Linked DNA regions of Homo sapiens: region 1 is linked to region 2. Evidence: read pairs that join two places in POLR2A ChIA-PET (ENCODE). Cell type or tissue: A673. All regions are shown on one strand.

Evidence for each region. Peaks named below come from ENCODE experiments on the same cell type or tissue, not always from the same donor. Only the 100,000 strongest peaks of a DNase experiment are listed, where the experiment ranks them.
Region 1: POLR2A ChIA-PET joins it to region 2 with 16 read pairs; 3 of 35 experiments call an interaction of 5 or more read pairs at or near these places.

The regions. Positions count from the first base shown.
Region 1 is chrX:147,927,764-147,930,263 of GRCh38, forward strand. It overlaps FMR1 (fragile X messenger ribonucleoprotein 1), which reads left to right. Exons shown (of 17, transcript NM_002024.6): 4 at 559-630; 5 at 896-1,044; 6 at 2,185-2,278; 7 at 2,365-2,481. Among named protein-coding and RNA genes, the nearest start is that of FMR1, 17 kb to the left of the region's middle. In A673, no CTCF peak of the experiment used is centred here; no DNase peak of the experiment used is centred here.
Region 2 is chrX:147,979,487-147,981,986 of GRCh38, forward strand. FMR1NB (FMR1 neighbor) reads left to right here and starts at 1,851. Exons shown (of 6, transcript NM_152578.3): 1 at 1,851-2,193. The coding sequence starts at 1,917. In A673, no CTCF peak of the experiment used is centred here; no DNase peak of the experiment used is centred here.

The sequences.
Region 1 (2,500 bases), 52 kb before region 2:
AGTTGTCATTTTTAGTGGAGAGGAAGCAGGAGACCAGAAAGTGACCAAGGATCTGTCCATTTAGTTCCAGGAGATATGACTGCCAGAGTGGTATCCTTAGTGGGCTGAATGTTCAGTGGTCTTACTTTAGTGACCAAGCAACAAGACAGTAGGGCATGGTCAGTAACTTTCAGTCAATTTTTGCTTACTAGGATAAAGCAAAAATAAGCTTATACATTTTTAGATACATTTTTTGTAACTTGCTGAGTACCCAAGGAAAGTGTGCTTGTATTTATGGGCGTCTATTTTCAGAGCACTAATTATTGCTGAATTAGAACAGAAATATAGGAAAACTGATTTTTACAAGGAGCTTCAAAGCAATCTCAGGTAGTTTCTGATTATGTATCTCTGCCTACCTCGGGGTACATAGACAGGGTTACAATTTGGTTGAGGATATATGACATGTGGTTTTTAAAGACACCTAGGGGCATTTTAAGAAAATTTCCTCGATATCTGAAAATCTGTAGATTTCAAAATTATGTTAATCATGAAATATTCTGTGTTGTAATTTTTGTGTAGGTGTATTCCAGAGCAAATGAAAAAGAGCCTTGCTGTTGGTGGTTAGCTAAAGTGAGGATGATAAAGGGTGAGGTAGGAAAATGCCTATTTAAATTTTTTTCTTATATTGTTTCCTTTTTTTAAACCCAGGTTGTACATTCCCGTGTGGATTTCTATTTTGAAGTAATATCTAATTTTGAGTAATTTAATTAAAATGTTTTCACTATGTGTTCAGTATGTTTCTGTTGGTCATAAATTTTTTCACATAGATTATTTATTTTAAAATAACTGAATAGGGAGAACTTCTTATTCTTACTTTAAAAATTGTGATTAGAAGTGACTTTTATTTATTTCTCAGTTTTATGTGATAGAATATGCAGCATGTGATGCAACTTACAATGAAATTGTCACAATTGAACGTCTAAGATCTGTTAATCCCAACAAACCTGCCACAAAAGATACTTTCCATAAGATCAAGCTGGATGTGCCAGAAGACTTACGGCAAATGTAAGTTGATACACAAGAAATGCTGAGAACTTGGAAGTGATATGCAATTAGTTTAGAAGAATTTCTAGTAGTTTAAAATTTTTTAAACTACTAGAAATTGATTTTAAATTTGGTGGACTTTGGCAAAAATGGTTTGGTTTGCAAGAGCAATGGAGAAAAAACTTATTTAACTTTTCCTACTTATAGAATCAAGGCAGCCTTGCGCTTGTTTAAACTTACTTGGCTATACACGTGTCTGATGTACATAATGTACATTTGTTTTCTAAACTAACTTTGTTCATTCTAAGATTTAAAAACTGATCAAACAAATGTGATAATTCTGTCATAAGTCACAAACTATAAACGATTTCTCCGTTTTTTTCTCTTTTACCTAAAATGTTTTCAGATAAATGTGTAATAAGTAGAGCCAAAGAAGCTTTAAAAAGTCATCTCATCTTACAATCCTTGATCTGGAATAATGCTTAAAGACTATAGAAGAGACGCATTTTTATTTTTTACAGATTTTATTAAGTGAATACAGTACGTTTGATTTGGACATGTTGTTGAACATTAAATTGCAGTTCAGAATACATAGAAATCCTCCCTTTTCTAGAGATTGTGTATGTGTGTAAATTTTTGTGCCTTCTGGTTCATGTACGTTTCCTTCTCTCCCTCAAATCGTTTAGCAGTTTCTTACCCCATTCTCCGTGATGTGCTTATTTCATATTGCATGCCTGTATCAAAACATCTCATATGCCCCATAAATATATATACCTACTATGTACCCACAAAACTAAAAATTAAAAAAAAAGGAAAAAAAAAGGCCTGCAACAAGAGAAGAAGAAAGAAATCAGATACCCTGTAGGTAGCTATCTCCAAAAGTTTTCAATAGTTGACTTAAGAAAACTACTGACTTGTATGTAACTGAAATCAGGAAACCTGTAGTGTAGAGTGGTTCCCCTGAATATGTCTCTTTTGGTAATCTAAGCTGTATTTCAGAAATGTACAGAAAAGGAGCTAAGCTTCTAAATGGATATAGCATATTTTGCATAAATCAAATTTAATATGAATCCATGATTCTTGTATGTGTAAATCTGCCTGCATTTATTTATGTCAGTAGTTGGTAATTATTCATCTTAATTTTTTTTTTTAAATTTCTAGGTGTGCCAAAGAGGCGGCACATAAGGATTTTAAAAAGGCAGTTGGTGCCTTTTCTGTAACTTATGATCCAGAAAATTATCAGCTTGTCATTTTGGTGAGCATTTTTGAGTTGTTTATTTTTAGTTTAATTCATCTGGGGCAATTGCCTTGATAATAATGTTGTTAATTTAAATCATTTAGTCCATCAATGAAGTCACCTCAAAGCGAGCACATATGCTGATTGACATGCACTTTCGGAGTCTGCGCACTAAGTTGTCTCTGATAATGAGAAATGAAGAAGCTAGTAAGCAGCTGGAGGTATGTCACTTTCCCTAGC
Region 2 (2,500 bases):
TGAAAGAAGAGTAAAATCTCAGATACTTCACAGCTCCTCACAGTTGAAAGCAGTAGTTTCAGAAGCTATTAATAAATGTTTTGTGTGATAAGAATCCTCTCATCAAATTCGTTTTGGAAAAGCTGAAGCCAAAAAAAGAATTTAAAAAAATATAGAAGGAAAGTGGGTTCTTTTCCTGTTAGACTCTTTGATAAACTAAACAGCATTATAAATGGCTCTTGGGCATGGGGCAGGGATGGGTGGAGTGTGCTACGTTTCAAGAATTATTGGAATAGGAAGCCTTGCTTCTCCCTTCCTCTGTGGGATGCTTAGGAACACTGGAAATAAGAATAGAATAAAAGTAGTAGAAACGGAAAGTACGTATAATATAATTATGAATAAGGATGGAAATGCAGTTGGGGTGGTTTTCATATCCTTTGTAAACTAGAATGTGGTAAGCTAACAGTTATGGAAGCAGTACCTACACAGTCCTTTTGCTGGTGTGCCCAAACCAAGGAAGATAATGGGATTTTGCCCAAGGGTCAGATTTTAGAGCCAAAAGGGGGTCTAGAAACAATGTCCAACCCTTCCATTTTACACATGAGGCACCAAGGCCTAGTGGGAGGAAGGCATTTACTTAGAGCCACCCAGTTCATGGGTGGTAATTTTAGCAGTAAAACGTAAATGATTTTAGTCACTTTTCAGTGTTCGTCACACATTATTTGTTCTCATGTTATCGTATTGTTTTATTTATTTGTAACTCAGTTTTAAGGTTTCATAAGGCAAATAGCATTTTGTCTAACACGTAAAGCTTCTACTAAAGTGTAACAATCTATTGAATATCTACGATATTCACTAGTCACTCTTCAAATCCAATACTGCCCAAAACGACTTTTTGCCATGATGAAAATGCTCCAGCCAGACACGGTGACTCACACCTGTAATCCCAGCACTTTGGGAGGCCGAGGTGGGCACATCACCAGAGGTCAGGGGTTCGAGACCAGCCTGGCCAACATGGTGAAACCTTATCTCTACTAAAAATACAAAAACTGGCCAGGCGTGGTGGTGTGCGCCTGTAATCCCAGCTATTCCAGAAGCTGAGGCAGGAGAATGGCGTGAACCTGGGAGGCGGAGCTTGCAGTGAGCCGAGATCGCGCCACTGCACTCCAGCCTGGGAGACAGCAAGACACCGTCTCAAAAAAAAAAAAAAAAAAAAAAAAAAGAAACAAAGAAAAAAAAAATCCATATTGCCAGTGTCCAGGATGGCAGCCATAAGCCACATGCGACTATTGAGCACTTGTTAATGTGGCTACTGTGATTGAGGAACTGTTTTCTTAATTTCATTTAATTTTAAGTAATTGAAATTTGCATTTAAATAGCCACATTTGGCTAGCAGCTGCTGTCGTGAGTGCTGTAATGACGAACTGTAGTGACCATACACTACAGTGTGCACTCTGGGAATGAGGAGGAATTAACGGCTAAGGTTGGAGTCAGAATCCGAGTTATTCCTTTTTGTTGATCTATGGCAAGCAGTCATGCCACTGGTGCAGGCCTGAAGCCCCGTTCACTTGTTCCACAAGCATTTAGCAAGCACCTATATGCCAGGCTTTGAGTGGGAGTGTGGGGGTGCACCAACCACTGGCCACGTGGTTATAAGGGTCTGGGCCTGTGGAATGAAGCAGAAGACGTCATCGTGAAGGAATCAGTTTCAGGTCTCGCGAGAGTTGGCACATGCCACGCGAGGGCCACTGCCCTATTGGCTTCTGAGTCACGGACTGCCCCGGAAGCTTCTGGGCCACGGACTGCCCCGGAAGCTTCTGGGCCACGGACTGCCCCGGAAGCTTCTGGGCCACGGACTGCCCCGGAAGCTTCTGGGCCACGGACTGCCGGACCGTTGGGCTGTGAGGCAGCGTCTCAGCGAGGCGGCACCCGGAGCCATGTCTTCACATAGGAGGAAAGCGAAGGGGAGGAATAGGAGAAGTCACCGTGCCATGCGTGTGGCTCACTTAGAGCTGGCAACTTATGAGTTGGCGGCAACTGAGTCGAATCCCGAGAGCAGCCATCCTGGATACGAGGCCGCCATGGCTGACAGGCCTCAGCCAGGATGGCGGGAATCTCTAAAGATGCGGGTCAGCAAACCCTTTGGGATGCTCATGCTCTCCATTTGGATCCTGCTGTTCGTGTGCTACTACCTGTCCTACTACCTGTGCTCCGGTGAGTGCTGGCTCAGGCCAGGCAGGGAAATGCTGGGGGAGGGGGAGGGGGAGGGAGAGGGGGGCGGGGTGTGGCAACACACCGGCACCAACCATAGGCCTTCCTGCCCCTTCCTGTCCTCTCTCCTCCCAAAGGCCTTTATGGCCCTATCCTCAGCAGTCCTTACAAAGTCCTGCCCTCTCTCGCCTGGCCGCAGGAAGTCTTTCCTGCCTAAACTCACTTATAAAAGACTTTCCCTCCCCAACTTCCCCTAACAAAAGCCTTCCCTTCCTCACTTCCCGCCACAAAATAGACTAACCTCCCTTGT